2 separate regions of the Mus musculus genome follow, and region 1 is linked to region 2. A link is a loop called in an ENCODE intact Hi-C map of the cell type or tissue named here. Cell type or tissue: heart. All regions are shown on one strand. Each heading gives the region's core, and the rest is flanking DNA. Links, peaks and the distances in the headings are about the cores only.

What was found. Peaks named below come from ENCODE experiments on the same cell type or tissue, not always from the same donor. Only the 100,000 strongest peaks of a DNase experiment are listed, where the experiment ranks them.
Region 1: a loop joins it to region 2, with 5 times the contacts of the local background. A loop is called at or near these places in 3 of 42 quality-filtered maps.

Annotation. Positions count from the first base shown.
Region 1 is chr19:11,118,007-11,125,624 of GRCm38, forward strand. The region is part of intron 1 of Ms4a20 (membrane-spanning 4-domains, subfamily A, member 20); the gene reads right to left. It also overlaps the pseudogene Gm6501. Among named protein-coding and RNA genes, the nearest start is that of Ms4a20, 9.1 kb to the right of the region's middle. In heart, for the core only: no CTCF peak of the experiment used is centred there; a DNase peak (open chromatin) is centred at 3,205; H3K4me3 peaks cover 939 bases; H3K27ac peaks cover 601 bases.
Region 2 is chr19:11,040,592-11,048,209 of GRCm38, forward strand. AW112010 (expressed sequence AW112010) reads right to left here. Exons shown (of 3, transcript NR_102366.1): 3 at 7,021-7,502. Among named protein-coding and RNA genes, the nearest start is that of AW112010, 6.2 kb to the right of the region's middle. In heart, for the core only: a CTCF peak has its summit at 4,500 (motif pointing right); a DNase peak (open chromatin) is centred at 4,640; H3K4me3 peaks cover 891 bases; H3K27ac peaks cover 598 bases.

The DNA.
Region 1 (7,618 bases), core at 1,259-6,258, 77 kb after region 2:
ACTTTCCTTAGGACTAGAGCTGGAAACCACATCCTTACTCTCTGTAGGACTCTGTTACATCAGATTCCCATGAAGAATCTGATAATCTCTTCAGCAGAGTCATCTGCAGTGGACTCATCCAGGAAACCACGTCACATATTCTATGTAGAGGCACTTTTTCAAAGAAATGTGTAATGACATCAGAGAGCACTGTTACAGGAGTGGAATCTGAATTTTTTTCAGGGAATGTTCTTAAATAAACATGCAATTTAAGACAGACATGACTCTGCATAACTTGAGATCCCATCAAGTGGAGTCCAAAGCAGGCAGATCTCTGTGAGTTCATGGAAGAAAGTCACAATGCCTCAGATAAATGGAATAGTAAATAAATTTTTTTCCTTGAAGGAGGTTCTTTTGACTAGACCAGCACAGTAATTTGAGGTATTTTTCCACCCCTGAGATTTATGGCCTTGCTATTGAGCAGAAACCTATAAGAGATAAGATCACAAATACAGAGGACCCATGAGATTACACCATATAGTCCTAGCCTGAGCAACTACATCATCTGGAGGACCTTAAAATGGTGTTGTAGCTTTTCTGTTCAGTTCTTTTTCTGGATGTCCATCTACTTCTGCTTCTTCATGAACTGAAACATTTCCTCCAGTCTTTCCCAATGCTATTCATTAGAAGAGAATGTTCTTAGTGAAGGATTGCATACAGAGGTTATCAAGAGATTGCTGGTCAGTCATGCAAGCCAGAACTTTCCCCTCAAGATTCTGAGGAAGTAAGAAACCCTGTTTTAAGGTAGTGACAAAAGACAAAGAAACCAAATTCACCCCATTTTCTAGAGTATGCAGGTGCCCAAAACCACACACAGATTCCATGTTAGACTTAGACTATCACACCATCTCTATCAGAAGTGGTTGAGAAGTTTGATATCCATCCTTTGGAAATTAAAACAGCGTTGCTGAGTATGCTCTGCTTGGGCAGAAGCCTCAATTCTTCAGCTTTAGCCACTCCAGTAAAATGTCCTTCTGATATCCATAGTCATGTACTCAATTCCAGTATGTAACCCAAGTGATTTCAATGTTCCTTCAAAGTGACCACATAATACAGAAGCTGTTAATTGGGGCTCCAGACTGCAACATCAGCATCAGCCAGAAATAGTGAGGCAGACATATCCTCAGGCCAAACCATAGACACTTGGACCTGATTATAGACATCATGGTTTCCGAAGCAATGGATATCTACTGTCCAAGATTCCTTTAGTGATGATGATCTGATTATTTCTCTCTGGTTATAAGATGCCACTGTGAGCTCAGCCTCTACATTTCATTCTTCAACTTCATCTTGGGGTGAAGTGTAGGAGGGGATCCTGGCTCTCTGAAGTCCCGTGTCTGAATTTCAGAGCTTCCCTGAGGTCCCCTGACAATACCCAACAGCTGAGCTCAGAGCATGACACAGAGAACCATTCAAACCTGCACACCCACAGTGAACTTCTTCTTCTTCTTTTTAAAATGTGGATACTAGAAAGAGGAAATAGAGAGACAGTCCCTAGTCTACCACCAGCATTGCATAAAACCCCAGCAAGTAGGACAAGAAGTGACTGTTTTTCTGATACTGAAATACAACATTGACTAACACGCTGGCACTAACATTCTAAGCCATATGGAAGGATGACATATGGGGGAACACATTGTCAGGAGAATGTGGAAAACAAGATTAACACTTAAAAAATAGGGGTTCTTTAAACAATACAATAATAGCAAACCCACTACCGGTCCAGGGAAGCAGGTAGATGACAAATCTCCAGATCTTCACTTTCCTTTCTCTCCTCCAAAGCTACTCCCCAAGTCTCTGCAGCAGAACATGTGCTGTGCCCTCTCTTCCTTTCTGCTCCCGTATCCAGAAGATCATGTAGGTCTTCTTCTACAACCTCCATCACTGCCCCATCCCTTTGTCTCAGCAGCCAACTTCCACAGGCACTTCTGGAGGACCCATTAGCCATTCCAGGGAAGCAGGTAGCCAAGCTTCAGATCTTTATTCTTCATCCTCATCTCCAAATCCAATCCCCCAATCTCATCTCCAGCTCTGTAGCAGACCACCTGTTGTGAACCTGACCCCCTCTCTGCCATATTCCCATGGGACTAAGCAGATTCTTGTGGCACACTCTGCTTTCTTCTCTCTTGTTGACTCCTTTAGCATTCCTAGCCCAAATCTATCCCTAAGTGTCATATACCAATACCTATAAACACATTGTACCTGTAACCTCCACCTGACAGGATCTCAGAAGCACTTCCTACCAGGTAACCAACACTCTCTTAAGAACCAGAGAGGGCTTTCATTGTGTTCCATAAGTTTGGGTACGTTGTGGCTTCATTTTCATTAAACTCTAAAAAGTCTTTAATTTCTTTCTTTATTCCTTCCTTGACCAAGGTATCATTGAGTAGAGTGTTGTTCATTTTCTACATGAATGTTGGCTTTCTATTATTTATGTTGTTATTGAAGATCAGCCTTAGTCCATGGTGATCTGATAGGATGCATGGGACAATTTCAATATTTTTGTATCTGTTGAGGCCTGTTTTGTGACCAATTATATGGCCAAATTTGGAGAAGGTACCATGAGGTGCTTATACTTAGACATGAAGCAAATCTCAACAAATACAAGAAAATAGAAATAACATCCTTCATCCTTTCTGACCACCGTGGATTAAAGCAGGTTATCATCATCAACAACAACAGAAACAGCAGAAGCTTACTAATTCATGGAAACTGAACAACTCTGAATGAAAAATGTGTCAAGACAGAAATAAAGAAAAGAGTTAAGACTGTCTAGAGTTCAATGAAAATGAATACACAAATTTCTCAAACTTATGGGACACAATGAAAGTGGTGTTAAGAGGAAAGTTCATAGCACTAAGTGCCTACATTAAAAAAACAAAACAAAACTGGAGAGATCTTTTACTAAAAACTTAACAGACCAGCTGAAACCTTTAGAACAATAACAAAAAATAAAATAAAAAAAAATGCTCCAGGGGGACGGGGCCGAGAGAGAGCTAGCGAGGGAGGGCGTGAAGCCAGAGAGAGCCAGAGAGGAAGAAGGGCGGCCACTCGTGTGTGAGCGGCCGCGGACGGGAGTGGGGAAGCTGGGGGAGGAGGTGCAGGGAAGGAAGGACGAAGGCTGAGAGGACAGGGCAGGGCGGCTAGCGGCTGGCGGAGGTGGCGAGGGGAGAAGGGGGTGCTGTCGGAGGGCAGGGGCTGAGCTGAGGGAGTGAGGGAGAGAAGCGGACGCGCCAGGGAGGGGAGGGAAGGGGGGTCACGCGGGGGCGCGCGCGCACCGGGAGCGCGCTCGGAGGCGAGTGGAACTGGATCGGGTTTGCTGCCAGCGGCGTGAGCTTCGGCCGCCATTTTACAACAGCTCCACTCGCGCCGGACACAGGGAGCAGCGAGCACGCGTTCCCCGCCAGCCGACCCGGTCGGACAGGATTCCTCGGCCCCAGCCCCGCGGGGAGATCTCTGGAAACATGGCTACAGAACATGTTAATGGAAATGGTACTGAAGAGCCCATGGATACTACTTCAGCAGTTATCCATTCAGAAAATTTTCAGACATTGCTTGATGCTGGTTTACCACAGAAAGTTGCTGAAAAACTAGATGAAATTTACGTTGCAGGGCTAGTTGCACATAGTGATTTAGATGAAAGAGCTATCGAAGCTTTAAAAGAGTTCAATGAAGACGGCGCATTGGCAGTGCTTCAACAGTTTAAAGACAGTGATCTCTCTCATGTTCAGAACAAAAGTGCCTTTTTATGTGGAGTCATGAAGACTTACAGGCAGAGAGAAAAACAGGGGACCAAAGTAGCAGACTCTAGTAAAGGACCAGATGAGGCAAAGATTAAGGCACTTTGGAAAGAACAGGCTACACACTTGATGTGACTACAGGTCAGAGGAAGTATGGAGGACCACCTCCAGATTCCGTTTATTCAGGTCAGCAGCCTTCTGTTGGCACTGAGATATTTGTGGGGAAGATCCCCAGAGATCTGTTTGAGGATGAGCTTGTTCCATTATTCGAGAAAGCTGGACCTATATGGGATCTTCGTTTAATGATGGATCCGCTCACTGGTCTCAACAGAGGTTATGCGTTTGTCACTTTTTGTACAAAAGAAGCAGCACAAGAGGCTGTTAAACTGTATAATAATCATGAAATTCGTTCCGGGAAGCACATTGGTGTCTGCATCTCAGTTGCCAACAATAGGCTTTTTGTGGGCTCGATTCCTAAGAGTAAAACCAAGGAACAGATTCTTGAGGAATTTAGCAAAGTGACAGAGGGTCTCACAGATGTCATTTTATACCACCAACCTGATGACAAGAAAAAAAACAGAGGCTTTTGCTTTCTTGAATATGAAGATCACAAAACAGCTGCCCAGGCAAGACGTAGGCTGCAAATTTGTCTGGAATAACAAAAAACCTAGGATAGCAAAAAGTCTTCTCAAGGATAAAAGAACTTCTGGCGGAATCACCATGCCAGACCTAAAGCTTTACTACAGAGCAATTGTGATAAAAACTGCATGGTACTGGTATAGAGACAGACAAGTAGACCAATGGAATAGAATTGAAGACCCAGAAATGAACCCACACACCTATGGTCACTTGATCTTCGACAAGGGAGCTAAAACCATCCAGTGGAAGAAAGACAGCATTTTCAACAATTGGTGCTGGCACAACTGGTTGTTATCATGTAGAAGAATGCGAATCGATCCATACTTATCTCCTTGTACTAAGGTCAAATCTAAGTGGATCAAGGAACTTCACATAAAACCAGAGACACTGAAACTTATAGAGGAGAAAGTGGGGAAAAGCCTTGAAGATATGGGCACAGGGGAAAAATTCCTGAACAGAACAGCAATGGCTTGTGCTGTAAGATCGAGAATTGACAAATGGGACCTAATGAAACTCCAAAGTTTCTGCAAGGCAAAAGACACCATCAATAAGACAAAAAGACCACCAACAGATTGGGAAAGGATCTTTACCTATCCTAAATCAGATAGGGGACTAATATCCAACATATATAAAGAACTCAAGAAGGTGGACTTCAGAAAATCAAATAACCCCATTAAAAAATGGGGCTCAGAACTGAACAAAGAATTCTCACCTGAGGAATACCGAATGGCAGAGAAGCACCTGAAAAAATGTTCAACATCCTTAATCATCAGGGAAATGCAAATCAAAACAACCCTGAGATTCCACCTCACACCAGTCAGAATGGCTAAGATCAAAAATTCAGGTGACAGCAGATGCTGGCGTGGATGTGGAGAAAGAGGAACACTCCTCCATTGTTGGTGGGAGTGCAGGCTTGTACAACCACTCTGGAAATCAGTCTGGCGGTTCCTCAGAAAATTGGACATAGTACTACCGGAGGATCCAGCAATACCTCTCCTGGGCATATATCCAGAAGATGCCCCAACTGGTAAGAAGGACACATGCTCCACTATGTTCATAGCAGCCTTATTTATAATAGCCAGAAGCTGGAAAGAACCTAGATGCCCCTCAACAGAGGAATGGATACAGAAAATGTGGTACATCTACACAATGGAGTACTACTCAGCTATTAAAAAGAATGAATTTATGAAATTCCTAGCCAAATGGATGGACCTGGAGGGCATCATCCTGAGTGAGGTAACACATTCACAAAGAAACTCACACAATATGTACTCACTGATAAGTGGATATTAGCCCCAAACCTAGGATACCCAAGATATAAGATATAATTTGCTAAACACATGAAACTCAAGAAGAATGAAGACTGAAGTGTGGGCACTATGCCCCTCCTTAGATTTGGGAACAAAACACCCATGGAAGGAGTTACAGAGACAAAGTTTGGAGCTGAGATGAAAGGATGGACCATGTAGAGACTGCCATATCCAGGGATCCACCCCATAATCAGCATCCAAACGCTGACACCATTGCATACACTAGCAAGATTTTATTGAAAGGACCCAGATGTAGCTGTCTCTTGTGAGACTGTGCCGGGGCCTAGCAAACACAGAAGTGGATGCTCACAGTCAGCTAATGGATGGATCATAGGGCTCCCAATGGAGGAGCTAGAGAAAGTAGCCAAGGAGCTAAAGGGATCTGCAACCCTATAGGTGGAACAACATTATGAACTAACCAGTACCCCGGAGCTCTTGACTCTAGCTGCATATATATCAAAAGATGGCCTAGTCGGCCATCACTGGAAAGAGAGGCCCATTGGACTTGCAAACTTTATATGCCCCAGTACAGGGGAACACCAGGGCCAAAAAGAGGGAGTGGGTGGGCAGGGGAGTGGGGGTGGGTGGATATGGGGGACTTTTGGTATAGCATTGGAAATGTAAATGAGCTAAATACCTAATAAAAAATGGAAAAAAAATTAAAAAAATTCTCCAAAGATGGATCTGGAGGATATCATCCTGAATGAGATAACCCAATCACAAAAGAACACACCTCATATGCACTCACTGATAAGTGGATATTAACCCAGAAGCTCAGAATACCCAAGATACAATTCACAAAATTTGTGAAACTCAAGAAGAAGGAAGACCAAAGTGTGGATACTTCGGTCCTCCTTAGAAGGGGGAACAAACCACCCATGGGAGGAATTATAGAGACAAAGTGTGGAGCAGAGACTGAAGGAATGACCATCCAGAGACTGCCCCACCTGGGAATCCATCTCATATACAGTCACCAAACCCAGACACTATTGTGGATGCCAACAAGTGCTTGTCAAAAGGAGCTTGATATTCTTGTCTCCTGAGGGGCTCTACCAGTGCCTGACAAATATAGAGGTGGATGCTCTCAGCCAATCATTAGACTGAGCACAAGGCACCCAGTGGAGGAGATAGAGAAAGGGCCCAAGGAGCTGAAGGGGTTTGCAACCCCATTGGAGGAAGAACAATATGAACTAACCAGTATCCTCCAGAGCTCCCAGGGACTAAACCACCAACCAAAGAGTACATATGGAGGGACTCATGGCTTCAGCTGCATATGTAGCAGAGGATGGTCTTGTTGGTTATCAATTGAAGGAGAGGACCTTGATCCTGTGAAGGCTCTATGCCTCAGCATAGGGGAATGCCAGGGCCAGAAAGTGGGAGTGTATGTGTTGGTGAGCAGGGGGAGTAGGGAGGGGATAGGGGGTTTTTGGAGGGGAAACCAAGAAAGGGGATAACATTTAAAATGTAAATAAAGAAAATATCTAATTGAAAAAAGACTTGTATGATAAAAATTTAAGACATTGAAGAAAAAACCTGAGGAAGATCTCAGATTATAGAAAGATATCACATGCTCATGGATTGGTAGAATTAATATAGGAAAAATGTCCACTCTGCCAAAAGCTATCTACATATTCCCATTAAAATTTCTAGCCAATTCTTCATAGAACTTGAAAAGGCAATTTTCAGCTTCATATGAAAACACAAAACACCCAGCTAAAATGATGCTGAATCATCATCATTATCACCACCATTATCATCATCATTTTCGGGAAATATTACCATCTCTAATCTCAAATTGTGCTACAGAGCTTGGTAATAAAAACAACATGGTTTTGGTATAAAACCAGACATGTTGATCAATGAACTAAAATCAGAGACCCCCAAAACAAG
Region 2 (7,618 bases), core at 1,556-6,555:
CACACTACCTCAGAATGAAAGGCTGGAAAACAATTTTCCAAGTAAATGGTCTGAAGAAACAAGCTGGACTAGCCATTCTAATATCTAATAAAATCGACTTCAAACCTAAAGTCATCAAAAAAGACAAGGAGGGGCACTTCATACTCATCAAAGGTAAAATCCTCCAAGAGGAACTCTCAATTCTGAATATCTACGCTCCAAATGCAAGGGCAGCCACATTCATTAAAGAAACTTTAGTAAAGCTCATAATACACATTGCACCTCACACAATAATAGTGGGAGACTTCAACACACCACTTTCAACAATGGACAGATCATGGAAACAGAAACTAAACAAGGACACAGTGAAACTAACAGAAGTTATGAAACAAATGGATCTAACAGATATCTACAGAACATTTTATCCTAAAACAAAAGGATATACCTTCTTCTCAGCACCTCATGGTACCTTCTACAAAACTGACCACATAATTAGTCACAAAACAAGCCTCAACAGATACAAAAATATTGAAATTGTCCCATGCATCCTATCAGATCACCATGGGCTAAGGCTTATCTTCAATAAAAAAATAAATAATAGAAAGCCAACATTCACGTGGAAACTGAACAACACTCTTCTCAATGATACCTTGGTCTAAGAAGGAATAAAGAAAGAAATTAAGGACTTTTTGGAGTTTAATGAAAATGGAGCCACAACATACCCAAACTTATGGGACACAATGAAAGCATTTCTAAGAGGAAAACTCATAGCTCTGAGTGCCTCCAAAAAGAAACTAGAGAGAGCACACATTAGCAGCTTGACAACACACCTAAAAGCTCTAGAACAACAGGAAGCAAATTCACCCAAGAGGAGTAGATGGCAGGAAATAATCAAACTCAGGGGTGAAATCAACCAAGTGGAAACAAGAAGAACTATTCAAAGAATCAACCAAACGAGGAGCTGGTTCTTTGAGAAAATCAACAAGATAGATATACCCTTAGCCAGACTCACTAGAGGGCACAGGAAAAGCATCCTAATTAACAAAATCATAAGTGAAAAGGGAGACATAACAACAGATCCTGAAGAAATCCAAAACACCATCAGATCCTTCTACAAAAGGCTATACTCAACAAAACTGGAGAACCTGGATGAAATGGACAAGTTTCTAGACAGATACCAGGTACCAAAGTTAAATCAAGATCAGGTTAATGATCTAAACAGTCCTATATCCCCTAAAGAAATAGAAGCAGTCATTAATAGTATCCCAACCAAAAAAAGCCCAGGACCAGATGGGTTTAGTGCAGAGTTCTATCAGACCTTCAAAGAAGATCTAATCCCAGTTCTTCACAAACTATTCCACAAAATAGAAACAGAAGGTACTCTACCCAACTCATTCTATGAAGCCACAATTACTCTGATACCTAAACCACAGAAAGACCCAACAAAGATAGAGAACTTCAGACCAATTTCCCTTATGAATATTGATGCAAAAATCCTCAATAAAGTTCTTGCTAACCGAATCCAAGAACACATCAAAACAATCATCCATCCTGACCAAGTAGGTTTCATCCCAGGGATGCAGGGATGGTTCAATATTCGGAAATCCATCAACGTGATCCATTATATAAACAAACTCAAAGACAAAAACCACATGATCATCTCATTAGATGCTGAGAAAGCATTTGACAAAATCCAACACCCATTCATGATAAAAGTCTTGGAAAGAACAGGAATTCAAGGCCCATACCTAAACATGATAAAAGAAATCTATAGCAAATCAGTAGCCAACATCAAAGTAAATGGTGAGAAGCTAGAAGCATTCCCACTAAAATCAAGGAGTAGACAAGGATGTCCACTCTCTCCCTACCTATTCAACATTGTACTTGAAGTCCTAGCCAGAGCAATTCGACAACAAAAGGAGATCAAGGGGATACAAATTGGAAAGGAAGAAGTCAAAATATCACTTTTTGCAGATGATAGGATAGTATATATAAGTGACCCTAAAAATTCCACCAGAGAACTCCTAAGCCTGATAAACAGCGTCAATGAAGTAGCTGGACATAAAATTAACTCAAACAAGTCAATGGCCTTTCTGTACACAAAGGATAAATAGGCTGAGAAAGAAATTAGGGAAACAACACCCTTCTCAATAGTCACAAATAATGTAAAATACCTTGGCATGACTTTAACTAAGGAAGTGAAAGATCTGTATGATAAGAACTTCAAGTCTCTGAAGAAAGAAATTAAAGAAGATTTCAGAAGATGGAAAGATCTCCCATGCTCATGGATTGGCAGGATCAATATAGTAAAAGTGGCTCTCTTGCCAAAAGCAATCTACAGATTCAATGCAATCCCCATCAAAATTCCAACTCAATTCTTCAACGAATTAGAAAGGGCAATGGGCAGATTCATCAGGAATAACAAAAAACCTAGGAGAGCAAAAACTTCTCAAGGATAAAAGAACCTCTGGTGGAATCACCATGCCTGGCCTAAAGCTGTACTACAGAGCAATTGTGATAAAAACTGCATGGTACTGGTATAGAGACAGACAAGTAGACCAATGGAAAAGAACTGAAGACCGAGAAGTGAACCCACACACCTATGGTCACTTGATCTTTGACAAGGGAGCAAAAACCATCCAGTGGAAGAAAGACAGCATCTTCAACAAATGGTGCTGGCACAACTGGCGGTTAACATGTAGAAGAATTCGAATTGATCCATTTCTATCTCTTTGTACTAAGGTCAAGTCTAAGTGGATTAAGGAACTCCACATAAAACCAGAGACACTGAAACTTATTGAGGAGAAAGTAGGGAAAATCCTCGAAGATATGGGTACAGGGGAAAAATTCCTGAATAGAAGAGCAATGGATTGTACTGTAGATCGAGAATTGACAAATGGGACCTCATAAAATTGCAAAGCTTCTGCAAGGCAAAAGACACCATCAATAATTCAAACTTAGAATACCCAAGATATAAGATACAATTTGCTAAACGCATGAAACTCAAGAACAACAAAGATCAAACTGTGGACACTTTGCCCCTTCTTAGAATTGGGAACAAAACACCCATGGAAGGAGTTACAGAGACAAAGTTTGGAGCTGAGACGAAAAGATGGACCATCTAGAAACAGCCATATCCGGGTTCCATCCCATATTCAGCTTCCACCATTGCATACACTAGCAAGATTTTGGTAAAAGGACCCAGATATGGCTGTGTCTTGTGAGACTATGCCGGGGCCTGGCAAACACAGTAGTGGATGCTCACAGTCAGCTATTGGATGGATCACAGGGCCCCCAATGGAGGAGCTAGGGAAAGTACTCAAGGAGTTGAAGGGATCTGCAATCCTATAGGTGGAACAACAATATGAACTAACCAATAACCCCCCTGGAGCTCGTGTCTCTAGCTGCATATGAATCAGGTGATGGCCTAGTCGGCCATCAGTTGAAAGAGAGGCCCATTGGTCGTGCAAAGTTTATATGCCCCAGTACAGGGGAAAGCCAGGGCCAAGAAGTGGGAGTGGGTGGGTAGGGGAGTGGGTGGTGGAGCGTGTGGGGGACTTTTGGGATAGCATTGAAAATGTAATTGAAATAAATACCCAATTGAAAAAAGAAATAAGCGCTATTTATTTATGAAAATTTTATTTATTTCTATTTTATGTGTACAAGCATTTGCCCAACTGTATGTCTGTGCACCATGGGCATACAGTGTTCTTGGAGGCCAAAAGAAGGCATTGATCTTCCTGAGACTGAGTTACATATAGGCTGTCGTGAGTTGCCATGCAGATGCTGGAAATCAAACCTGGGTCCTCTGGAAGAGCAGCCTGTGCTCTTAACTATTAAGCCATCTCTCCAGCTCCATCTTCTACTTTTGAAGCAAAATGTAGAAGCTTTTCGCCGAAGGATAAGCCTACAACATTTACAAAAAATAAAAATAAAAAACACCTCATAAATTTATTGAACAGTGCCAGTTATTACAGCTACTTTTATTGATTTACAAGCTTATGCTATATATACAACAAAAGGATATAATAAGACTGGGATTTTTGCCTGGATTCCAAATGACAGGCAAAGCAGGCAAAAAAATTGAAATATAAACAACAGTAAACAAATATGTATCTATCTATATTTTAGCAAAACATCTCAGTATAAATCTCTGGTGTACTACAGAAAGATGGAATGCCATCAATTAAGTCACATATGTAAGTTAAAATGTCAGAGGACGACAGGCAGCAACTTATGGTTCAGATTGTCTTGTATTTTTCCCGGGTTTCCAACAGACATATACTGTACAGGGTGCACACGTAAGTTCTTAAACAGCCACCGTATGCACTCATTAGACACTTCAAGAGTCAAGCAGTTTAACAGCTGCCTTTCCTAGTATCTTCATGCTTTGCCAGTCCCGGTAGCAAAATTAGATGTTATAATCCCAAAAGGAATAATAGTGTTAACAACAAAATGTATTACTGGGGGCGATAACCGAGGGAAAAGAAAGAGGGAGAGCCGCCGCCAGAGCGCAGAGAGGCCTGCAGGCGGCGCCCGACGGGCAGGCGGCGGTCGGGCCAGAGTCTTCCCCAGCAGGGCTGTGCTGTGAGCTGTGAGCCCTACGCCGCCGCGCCCCTGGCGCATGGCCGGGGCGGGGCGGGGCGGGGCGGGGCGGGGCGGGGCGGGAGATCCAGGAGGTTGCGGCCCCGGGCTGCCCGCTGAGCTTGGGCGGGGCGCTGGCTGAGTGCTCTGTGGCTCGGTGGTCCTGCCCAGGGAGAGCTTCAGGGAAGGCGGCAGGGACGCATGGCTCGCCACCATGGACGACAAGGCCTTCACCAAGAAGTTGGACTAGTGGGGTGGAGCAGCTGAACTAGTGTAAGCAACTGAAGGAGAACCAAGTGCAGATTCTGTGCGCGAAGGCTAGGCATCGATGTATAAATACAATACACCACTAGGAATCATTTAATTAAAATTTTTTGCCAGTCGTGTTTGGTTCTACCCTAGGTCTCTGGGCTGTCCGGCCTCAGGGTCCTGCTCATCAAGGCAGTGTTAAACATGGTGTGGGTCTAATAGTGTGGGTGTCAAGTTGGCCACTCCCACCAGTTCTGTTACCCCAGCACATCTTGCAGGCAGGACAGATTGTAGATTGAGGGTTTTGTGGCTGGGTTGGTATTACAGTCCCATTACTGGAAGCCTGGCCTGGTTACAGAAGATGAACAGTTCAGGTTTCCTGTCCTCCACTACTAGGAGTCTTCAATAGTTTCCACGACATGAGGTTCCCACATCCCTGCCAAGTGCTCTCCAGTTCCTGTCTTCTCTCCCTGTATTTTTCCCCTTCATCCTTCTTCCCCAGCCCAATCCCTCCTATCCCCATCTTCACCACCCTCAGCCTACCCGCAGAATCTAGTCTATTTCCCCTTTCCAGGGAGGTCCACACAACCTCTAAAGAGCCCTCCTTGCTACGTAGCCTCTCTGGGTCTGTGAATTGTAGCTTGATTATCATTTAATTAACAGCTAATAGTCACTAATAAGTGAAGGCATACTGTTGGTATTCTGTCTGGACTCCACCCCCACAGTTACCTGGCAACAGCCAGGTAGGCCTGACCCACTATAAAAGGGGCTGCTTGCCCTCTCTCTCCCTTGCCTCTTGCCCCCTTACTTGGTCATGGCCGGCCTCTTCTTCTCTACTCTCTCCCTCTCTCTGCCTTTCTCTGCCTCTACTACCCTCTTTACTCCCCTCCCCATGCCCTGAATAAACTCTATTCTATACTGTACCCTTGTGTGGCTGGTCCCTCCGGGGGAAGGGATACCTTGGCATGGGCCCGACAAGGCACCTCCTTCCCCCATACCTCACCACACCCCCATAGGACATATTCTTATATCTCTTTATCTTTTTATACTTACAACACATACCATATTTGTCTTTTTGGGTCTGGATCACCTTCCTCAGGACATCTTTTTTAAAAAAATTATTTATTTTTTTCTAGTTCCATCCATCTGCCTGCAAATTTCATGTCCTTGTAAAAAACAGCTGAGTAAAATACTCCACTGTATAAAAGTAGCCCATTTTCTTTATTTAGAGAAAGATCTGTGTGATCCACTCAGAAGGGGTAGGTAGGGGAAGGAGCCTTCAGCAGGTGGTCTGCTACAGAACTAGAGATAAGACCTGGGAATTGATTTGGAAGGAGCTGAGGGAGGGGTGAAGACCTGCCTGCTTCCCTGGCTGCAGTTACATCCTGTTTTCTTCATGACAAGATAAAAATTTCTGCTGAAGAAAGTTCTTTTTGTTCATTTGTTTACAGCAGTTTCCCTTTCCCTTCATGTTCTCCCACCATGCTCCCACCCAACTTAAACTATCCTATAAAAATCTAAACTCTCAAGCCCAGTATGGCAGAACATCCTTTAAGTCAGGAGGCAGAGGCCGTCAGATCTCAGAGTTCGAAGTCAGCCGAGTCTACAAAGCAAGTTCCAAGGCAGCCAGGGCTGTTACACAGAGAAATCCTGTCACAAAACAAAACAAAACAAAACAAAACAAAACAAAACAAAACAAAACAAAACAAAACAAAACAAAACAAAACAAAACGGAGCAAATCAAAACAACCCCCATAAACTGCTCTCCCTTCTCCTGGAGATAGTTCTGCAGTTCACACTTTTGTTCTTTATCTTCTGTGCTGCTTCAGTGGTCCTGCTGTCTCATAAACTTTATAAGGACAGCATTTAACTGTTCCCTTGGATCATTTCTCTCCCTAGAGCCCTTCCAAATGCTGGGCTCCTTATTAAAAGGAAGATCCTATTGGCAGCCTTAAATGACACAGTGATATGTTGCCCCCTTAACCAGCCTGGCTCTTTATTTGCCCTATCCCTCACTTGTACCAACACCAGACAGAATAAGCCACATGCATCAGTGTGTCCCTTCTTTCTCTCCCTCATGCTGTGGCGTGTAAGGGGAAATTGCCTACATGGTATCTCTGTGGAAGCCAAAAGTGTCTGTAAGTCAAGGACTGCATCACAACACCCACCATCCCCCACTTCTCTTCTATGAGTAGAGCCTCACACATATCAAGTGCACAATCGAAATTTATTATGTGACTGAATGATAACAAGTAAAAGTGGATGACTTGGGAGTTTTTCTATCTCACAAGTTCACAAGCAGAAAAACAAGCACATGGTATGTATATTAAACCATGCTCATGGATGTTGACCACACAGTGCTTGGTTCCCATCTTAAATTTCCATTTTCTCAGCAGAGAGAAAGAATTTTGTGGTATTTGGGTTCAATCAAGTCCTAATAGAGGCAAGGCAAGTGTCTACTTCTGAGCTCCACGTATACCACTGAATACACTCTGTGAAAGATAGCTCCCTCAGTCTTCTAGGGAAGGAAGAAGCAGATGATGCACATCTAGAAGGAAGAGGACTTATTTTGGTCTCTAGTTTTGCTTCTTTAAAGACTGGATCTCTCCTGAACGACCCAGTGGGTGGCTTTTTCCACTTGAGGTTTCCAGTGTGTTTGTCATGACGACCTGGGTCTGGTATATATGTACCTAGGGAATATAGAGACAGCAAGGCTTAGTAATAAGGATGCAAAAAAGATGTGCAAACCTGTAGGATTCAGACACTGTGCGATTCCTCCTTACTCTAGGCAGGAAGCCAAAAACAG